2 separate regions of the Mus musculus genome follow, and region 1 is linked to region 2. Evidence: chromatin contacts called from ENCODE POLR2A ChIA-PET data. All regions are on one chromosome and are shown on one strand. Each heading gives the region's core, a stretch centred on a gene start or an enhancer-like site at or near the end of the contact. The rest is flanking DNA. Distances are from core to core; before and after follow the strand shown.

What was found. ChIA-PET counts read pairs that join two places held with the same protein, here RNA polymerase II (POLR2A).
Region 1: POLR2A ChIA-PET joins it to region 2 with 10 read pairs in embryonic stem cell. The contact joins the promoter of Psme4 here to the enhancer-like site in region 2. POLR2A ChIA-PET finds 5 or more read pairs at or near these places in 4 of 5 experiments (Patski and embryonic stem cell).

The regions. Positions count from the first base shown.
Region 1 is chr11:30,769,874-30,774,622 of GRCm38, forward strand. Psme4 (proteasome (prosome, macropain) activator subunit 4) reads left to right here and starts at 1,902. Exons shown (of 47, transcript NM_134013.3): 1 at 1,902-2,351. The coding sequence starts at 2,110.
Region 2 is chr11:30,730,952-30,735,606 of GRCm38, forward strand. No RefSeq gene overlaps it. Among named protein-coding and RNA genes, the nearest start is that of Psme4, 38 kb to the right of the region's middle. Within about 2 kb of position 2,643, at least 1 of the 3 ENCODE cell types and tissues checked has a DNase peak (open chromatin) inside an H3K27ac peak, as active enhancers do.

The sequences.
Region 1 (4,749 bases), core at 652-3,151, 38 kb after region 2:
AGTTTACCAATCAGTATTTAGGGATAGGGGATTTCCTTGGCAACATATCTTTGCTGTCCATTTATCCAGCTCCTATTGGTTGAGGTATTCAGCTGTGATAGAGGACTTGCCTTGCTTAACTTCAACACTCACGTCTTAACTTGCCAACCAGGATGCTAGTTACCCATGTACATGTCTCTTTCTGCCAAGTAGGATGTCAGTTCCCTGGGCCGTCTTGGGAAGTTAAACTTTACTCAATCTCTACTCAAAATGGAAGTCTTATTCCAAATAGCTTCTTTTATTGGTGTAGGCCTCTCTTTTATGTTGGGGTCTATTCCAGGGGCAGCTTATAAAAGCAAAAACCATAAAAGGTCATACACAGGTGCAAGAAGTGCTGTCTGGTGGTTGGTTCCAGTCCAAGGTTATTGCTGCTAACTATACAAAGCAGTTCTAACTGACTTATATTGTGGTTGGTTTCCAAGAACACCAAAACACAGAATGCCCCATCAACTCGGGCATGAGAAAGTTTCCTTATAATATTAGTAACAGCACAAAATGGGTGGCTAGACACAGGTCTTAACACATAGCAGTTTCATAATAGCCATGGCTACAGAGTAAAATCCAGTCTCAAAACAAAAACAAAAACAAAAAAACTAAAACAAAACAAAAAACCACAAACAAAAAAACAAAACCAAAAACAAAAACTAAAAGAAACAAAAGTAAATTTTATTATGCTGCCCTTAGGCTTATTGTTTTTTAGACATTCTCTTTTGAGATGGTGACTTTTTTTGTAAAATATTTTCTTGAAGATCTAGGGATGGAACTCAGCTTAGGAAAGAGGCCAACCACTAGTAGAACTCATAGACCAGCTGGTAATCCTTGTCTGTTTTTTCAGTTAGTTAGTTAGTTTGTTTTGTTTCGTTTTTTTGTTTAGCTCAGGTTGGCTTTAAGCTACAACCCTCCTGCTCTTGAGTTTCCAAATGCTGGGATGACAGGCGCATGTTACAATGTCCTCTCTTAGAAATTTCTTGTTATTTTTAAGATCAATCTCAATTCTCCAGCATTTACTTCTTAGTCTCAATACATGTATTCACTCCCTTCTGGCAAGCAATCTTTAACCAGCCTGAATCTTGAGTTATCAGAAAGCAAGCTTGCAGCCTCAGTCTTTTCTGTCAGCTGATAATTATTTCTTCCTCCTTTCTTTATCGAAATAACATTGCCATCAACCTTACAGATTAATTTAAAAATAACTTCTATGAAGGTGATATGCCTTCATTTAGAATTCCCAGGTATCTCGGTACTTATCCAGTATTTACCAATGCATTATCTTGTAATTTATTAGTTTGTTGCCAGGAAAGGCCTCTACGTCCTTAAGGGCAGAACTAGGCGTTCTTAAACTTTCTATAGGGACCTTAAATGAGAAGATGACACACAAAGTATATTTGTTGAGTAACTTTTTTGGAGGGTGGACGGGGAAATATCAGAAAGGTGGGGGGTAAAAGGACAGAGGAACACAGGGTACTATTGTGTATACAGATTCTTCCATACACGTTTTTTTAAAGATAGTGTCTCCTGTTGCCAGTAGGAAGCAGAGGTTGGCCTAGAACTCTTTGTGCTCATACTGCTTCGCTGTCCACACTCCCGCCCCCGGCTGGGATACAAGCTGCTCTTCCGTAAACTGGCCCAGAAGAGAGGATACTGAGCGTGGAGAGGTAGTCGGATTCCGTGTCTCTGGATCCTGCTGGAGCAGAGTAGGGTCTCTTGTTTCTCGCCGGCAGCCTCGCGTGGCAACCCCAGTCGCTGACACCAAACTCGGCTGACTGCAAGAAAGCAGCCAGGTTACCTCCTCCCCGCCTCCGTGGCCCCGCCCCGGAAGTGACTTGAGGCCGGTCCGGAACCTCCCGGCGCTGCGGCTGCAGCGTCACCAGAAGAGCCGGAGGGGTCCGGGCCGAGCAGCCGCTGCCACCGCCAACGAACCGGGTGCCGCGCGGGGTCCAGCAGCGCGCCGGGCAGCCGGGGCGGGAGGGGGGCCCAGCGGTCGGGCCGAGGGCGAGGCGACGCGGACGAGGCTGAGCCCGCAGCGGGGCGGGGGCCGGGGCCGGGGGTCGGGCCGGGGGCGGCCCCGGGCTAATGGAGGCTCCGGAGCGGGCGGGCGGCGGGGAGCCCCCCGAGCCTGGCGGGCGGCCGGTACTGGGCCCGCGGGCCTTCGTCCCGCAGAAGGAGATCGTGTACAACAAGCTTCTGCCCTATGCCGAGCGGCTGGACGCCGAGTCCGACTTGCAGCTGGCACAGATCAAGAGCAACCTGGGCCGGGCCGTGCAGCTCCAAGAGCTGTGGCCCGGGGGCCTCTTCTGGACGCGGAAACTCTCCACGTAAGTGGGCTGAAGCCGTCGGCGGGCCGGGCTCTTTGTCTGCGCTGCTGGTGCTGCTCAACTCTGTTCTGTCCAGACGGCGCTGACCTGGTGCAGGATTCCAGGGGCGCGGCCGAGTCCGGGGAGACCCAGTCTCCTCGTTGCTTTCCGTGGGACTTCTGGGTCCTGTCGGTCGCCTCTCACGATCAGCGTTCTGGTCCTTTCTCTTGACGTGCCAGGCTCTGGGGAGCCACAGGCGTACCCGGGCATAGGGACGAGCGGCTCCCATTGGTTCTCCCTGGGGTTCTGCGCTTGGAGCTGCGGGATAGAGAGCTTCGGTCTTTGGGGAAGCGACTCCTGTCCTTGCTTCTGTGGTTTTTTTGGGTTTGTTGTTTGTTTTTTGTTTTTGTTGTTGTTTTGTTTTGTTTTTCCTTCCTCGTCGATCCACTTTACACTTCTTACCGTAGGAAGTAGGGACAGTAAGAGGTTGTGTGTGTGTGTGTGTGTGTGTGGTGTGTTTTTCTGTGTTACTATGTTTCTTGGGGGTCTGGGTTGCTGTTCTGGCTTCCTGGATTTAATTGAAACGATTCGTTTCAAATGGACAGTCAGCGCATTCTCGGATTGAGTAGACGTTGAGAATGTTGTCTTAGAATTCTAGGAAAAGTGTATGTTCCTGTTGTGACATTTCCTCGGTCACGACTTCGCTTATTCTAAGGCAAATAGTGAAGAGCGCTGTTAGGTTGATCCCGGGCTTTGTTGGCCAGACTGTGTGGTTTTGAGTTGGTTAGTTCTTTTGTTTTCCGTACGCACTAGCCGCAAATTATAGCGTCATTAGAATTAGAACGGGGGAAAAGTAATGATGGAGCAAAAAGTTTGGAGAGGTCATTTGCTCTATGCGCGCCTTTACTTTGGCAGAACTTATTATATAAGATTTTTGCTGTTTTGTTTGGTACGCTACATATAATTTGGTAAGACTATGTTTATGCATATGGTTACCGATAAGTGATTGCACAGGGCATGTCATTTGTGTTCCCCAGAATCTGCTGAGTGAGCTGGGTGATGACTCAGGGTTTTATAATACAATAGTGGGCTGTATCTCTCTTCGGGATAATTTTTATGTGCTAATTATTGGGGGGCTTCTGACAAGTTTTTTGTACTCTTCAACCGAGTGAAAAGAGCTCTTTTACTTAAAAGATGCAAAACTAAAGCACTTAATTTGTCTTTCTTAGAGTGACCATAAAGTGGTCACGATTAACAGCTCTGTTGAGTGGATTATAAAGAAGTTTATGGTATTAAGGATCCATAAATGTGGAGATCAATGTAATCAAAGAAAACCCTCTTTTTAAAGGATTAAAATTGAGTTACTTTGTGTGTTCTCCTTAGGTGTTTGTGTAACTTGAACACAGTAAAAATGAAGTTTGTTAGTCACTTTGATAGACTTGCCAAGGAATATTGTTTTCAGGGAATATATGCAACTTTTCTTTGGTGTATAATATGTGTATGTATATGCCAATTTGTGAAGACATCCAGCTTGGATTTATAAGCACAGTTAAATGTTTATTTTCCAATATCTGGTTAATGAGTTTGGTAAATTAGCACTAGGCTTTGTTGCTGTTTTGCCTAAAGTACAAGTATTACCAAGAAATAATAATGGAGTTACCATGCTTGATGTGTAGAGCAGTATTGCTGTTTAGATGGCTTAATGGTGGTGGCTCCTGTTTTCTGTAAATAACCTGCAACAAGTGCTGTCATGTAGACTTTAATTTTGGAATAGTGGTTAAATACTGGAAACTAATTCTTGGAATTGCGTTGCCATGTGACACTTTGAATTTGATAGGGCACACTGTGGTCTTGGGTGTGTGTTTTCTTCTCGAAGACGAATTAGGGTGACATGTTTGTGTATAGTTGTGCTCACCCTCCCCAGTTTAAAAGCCTAGTGTTGTGCTTAACATCTATATAATCCTGAAGTAATCATGTTTGCCATGTTCTAGAAGAAATGGAGTAGATTTCATTTTTTCCTCACCAATTCTGAAGATATGAGAAACTTATTTAATCATGTCCTTTTGCTTGCTTGTAAATGAAATGAGAGTGTTTCCTGGGAACTATTTTTGCTCTGATGTTATATCATTTTGCTACTTATTAAATATTTAAAAAGGAGTTATGATACCCTCTCCCTCCCAGTAAGGTTTTAGGTAGGCTTGGCTGGCCTGGAACTATCCGTAGGATGGCCCTACCCATTTGCTCTTCCCGATGATGGAATTACCAGCATGAGACACCATGGCTGGCTGGCTTTTGAGACAGGATCTCTAGTAGCCCTAGAACTGTTCCAAACTTGCTGGTCTTAACTCCCGACCCCTGCCTTAACCTCCCAAATGCTAGCCAGCAGTTAATCATTCAGAAATAGCAAGTTTACCTTTGA
Region 2 (4,655 bases), core at 1,393-3,892:
AAGAACCCCAGGTCTGGAGCAGCCAATGAGAAACTTCTCTACCATTAGATGCTGCCTTGCCACTTGGCCTGAGGCAAGGGCAATGAGTCTTCAACAATTTTCAACCCCCCAATCCCTAGCAATGTTTCTGGAATGTCCAGAGGGCCCTAGCCAACCCCAAATTCCTAGGAATCAAGCCCAATTAAGATAAAGGTCACTTTCCTACTCCCAGAATTCCTCTAATGTGCTTGAAATTGGTCCTGTGAGCTCACCTGGGCATCTCCATCTAGGTAAATGGTAGATTCCTGCATGTTGGACTTCTACAGAATAAAATACTCTTTGCTTTTGCATACTCTTTGAGTCCAGGGTATTATTCTTTGAATCGTGGACTCTATTATTATTATTATCATTTTATTAATTTACATTCCATCCTTTGCCCCCTCCCAGGCCTCCTCCCAATGTTCCTTATCCGATTCCTCCTCTCCATTTCTCTGAGAGGGTGCTCCCCCTTACACACCAGATCTCTACCTTTCCTGGGGCCTCAAGTCACTCCAGGATTAGAGGCATCTTCTCCCACTGAGGCTAGACTAGCCAGTCCTCTACTGTATATGTCTCAGGGGCCTTGGACCAGCTAGTGTATGCTGTCTGGCTAGTGACTTTTTTTTAATGAACCAATTATGTGACTATTGTGCACTTAATACTAGTAGCCAAAGCAGGTATGCAGCATTTAATAGATTCATGGTTTTTCTGTTATCCCCTTTCCTAGTTTTCCTTCCAGGAACACTCCTCCACTGCTGGTGGGATTGTAAGCTGGTATAACCACTCTGGAAATCAGCTTGGCAGTTCCTTAGAAAATTGGACATAGTACTAGCAGAAGATCCAGCAATACCACTCCTGGGCATATACCCAGAAGATGCTCCAACTTATAATAAGGACACATACTCCATTATGTTCATAGCAGCCTTATTTATAATAGTCAGAAGCTGGAAAGAACCCAGATGTCTTTCAACAGAGGAATGGATATAGAAAATGTGGTATGTTTATATAATGGAATACTACTCAGCTATTAAAAACAATGAACTTATGAAATTCTTAGACAAATGGACAAATCGTGGACTCTTTCACTAGTCAAGGTTTCTGAAAAATTAATCAAACACTTCATACTAGTGAGAGTGAAAACATAAAGCTGTGTCCTGTCCCTTCACAGCTGATAAGGCCATTTCAAGGAAAACAAAAATCTGAATGAAGGCTGTATCTTTTGTCAAAGCACTAGGTGCAATCCCAGGTTTTGGAAGGCGAATGCAGAAGGGTTGTCTTGAGATCAGGCTATATGTACGATTCTGAGTCATTCCATTTTATGTAAAATGGTGTATAAACAAGCTATGATCTGTCTTAAGGGATTCCATTTTACATCCAGCTTGAACTCCATTTTTAACTCAAACACAGAAACAGACTGACTCTTCATTTCAGTAGGCACAAAGCTCTATGTGTCCAGTGCCACCCATAAGTCTCATGTTGATAAATAATTTATTCCTATAAGCAGGAAAGGTATCACCCTCTAAATTTATCCAAGTAAATTTAGACCATGTGACAATCTGGGCATATTAAAACCATAACAACAACAACCAAAGCAAACCACAGCCCAAGAACTTACCAAACATACAAGATTACGGAAGGCCCTAGCACTTTCATCTGGACCCACACAAATGAGCATACTTAGTACTTAAATGACTATGGCTGCTACCAACCTGTTACCTGACCACAGTGTGGATATTCAACAGGCAACTCCCAGCTATCCAAAAGGCTTAGCTCAACTCAGTCTTTACTATTGGTAGGGGCTACTTGATTGCCATCTGTCTGCTCAGGAATTTATTTGTTTGTTCAGGAATGCTATCCACTTGTCTACCTATCCATCCATTTGGATTCAGTCTTGCCCTTTGCCTTTATGATGTTCATGGTCCTTCACCTCCTTTTTGTAGCTCTGCTCATTTAGCTACAATGTTGAGCTGTCTCAACCAGAGAGAGCTATTTCCAGCAAAAAGCTAGCTATCTCAACCAGAGAGGTTTTTAGAATAGCAAGAAAAAGCTATTTGGAGTGAGCAGAATGCAGAGAGGGGGAGGGGAGAGGGGAGGGGGAGACTGAAAAGCTGTCTCCAGCAGACTACAGCAGAGCTACCTATAGTGAGCTGTCATAGACTGCCAGCTTGGAACCACAATTTGACTTGGAGTGGTTTGTATTCACCAACAGGGACCTAACTGAGGCTGATTCTTGGCAAAAAAAAAAAGCTTTGGGAAAGTCTGACAAAACAAACATCATATAAACTAAGAGTAGAAAGAGAGGTGAGAAGGGTTCTTTGCAGGACTATTCATTGTGAATTCTATTGGATGACTTCTTCCGTCTCCAGAATCAAGCACACTCCTCTCCTGTGGGTATAACATGAACAGCTCTCTCATAAGGATTTTATAGCTAGCTTCTGAATAAGTCCAGAGCCTGAACCTGAACCTGAACCTGCCATTATCTCAAATTCCTTCAATTTAAAATATTAAGGACCACCTTTTGAGATACTATGTCCTAAACACTGTTAGGGCAGATGTAATGATGTCCTTGTGTGAGCCAAGGAAAGAAAGTGACAGAGGGAGGAAGGGAAAGATGTGGGAAGGAGGAAATGTGACAAGATGTTCAGAGCTGGTGAGTGGAGAAGAACAGCACATATGAGATGTGTTATTCTTGCAACTGAACACATTCAAAATAGGAAAATGTGACCAGAAGAAAGTTCAGAAATACTTTAGGGTAAAGGGATAGGAATTTCTGGAGAGGTCAAGTTTTTATATTTTACATTACTCACTGGCATGAGGCTGGGTATTTATATTGTCTGAGCATTTCCAATGTGGCTGTCTTCATGGAACAGTCTGTTCTCAGTGTTTATTAAGAGATTCTCGAATGGTTAAATTTAGGATTATGCGTTTAACTCCAGTAACCTCCCAGTTGTAAAATTATAAGACTCTCAAACAACTTTTGAACTCTGATTTTAAATAGTTCCCAATTTATTTATGAAACTGGTTTTGGAATCATGCAGACATTTTATTTGGGATCTGTTTTAAAGGAAGGTCATCCAGGCACAGGCGGATGTTTGTTTCAACAATGGTACTAGTTGGCTTAGTTAGGGTTTTAATGATGTAAACAGACACTATGACCAAGACAAGTCTTATAAGAACAACATTTAATTGGGGCTGGCTTACAGGTTCAGAGGCTCAGTCCATTATCATTATGGAAGGAACATGGCAGCATCCAGGCAGACATAGTACAGAAGGAGCTTAGAGTTCTACACCTTCATCTGAAGGTTGCTAGCAGAATCCAGGAAGCTAGGATGAGTGTCTTAAAGCCCACAGCCACAGTGACACACCTACTCTAACACGGCCACACCTTTTAATAGTGCCACTCCCTGGGCCAAACATATACAAATCATCAAATTTCAATCCCTGGCCCCCATAAACTTATTCAAACACATGAGTCTATGGGGGTCATACCTAAACATAGCATAATGCAAAATATATTTAGCCCAACTTCCAAAGTCCCCATAATCTATAGCGGTTTCAACAATGTTAAAAGTCCAAAGTTCAAAATCTTTTCTGAGATTCATCCAATCACTTAACTGTAATCCCCAAAGCAAGACAGGAAACCAGCTAGGCAAACTCCAAACTCTGCATCTCCATGGCTAATGTCAAAGCAATCTTCACAGCTCCAACTCCTTTTTTATCTTTGTTGACTGCAACAAACTTTTTTCCTCTGGGCTGGTTCCACACCCTGTTAGCAGCTTTCCTCAGCAGATAGCCCACAGCTCTGGCATCTTGAACATCTTAGGGTCTCCATAGCAACTTCAATGTTACAGCTTCTTGTTTCAATGTCTGGGATCCACACATGATCTTCTGGGTTTCTCCAAAGGGCTGGTGTCACTTCTCCAGCTCTGCTCTTTATAGTACTCTAAGCTCAGGTTGATCCACTCCACTGCTGCTGCTGTTCTTGATAGTCATCCCACGATACTGGCATCTGCAATACATTGTCTTCCACTGTAACTAGGCTTCACTAATAGCCTCTCATAGGCTCTCTTCATGGTGCCAAGCCTCAAATCCTTTGCATGACTCCTGCAGTTCTGGGCTGTCAACTGCAACTGAGGCTGCACCTTCACAAATGGTCTTCCATGACCTCTCACTTTGCCAAGCCTCAGCCACTCTTCATGACTCCTTCATACCTTCAAAACCAGTACCACATGGATGACTCTTACACATTGCCAACTACAGCTGCAGCGGGAGGTACAACCTTGGTTATATCTGGAACACAGCTTTTTTGTGCTCTCAGAAAATACTTCTGGAGAAATTTCAACTCAATGATACTAGTCTCTTCTTTTTTTGTTATTTTTTGTTCGTTCATTTGTTTGTTTGTTTGTTTGTTTGTTTTCAAGACGGGTTTCTCTGTGTAGCCTGGGGCTGTCCTGGAACTCACTCTGTAGATCAGGCTGGCCTCGAACTCAAAGATCTGCCTGCCTCTGATTCCCAAGTGCTGGGATTAAAGGCATGCGCCACCATTGCCAAACTACTAGTCTCTTTTTTTTTTAATTAGGTATTTTCTTCATTTACATTTCCAGTACTATCCCAAAACTCCCCCATACCCTCCCCCC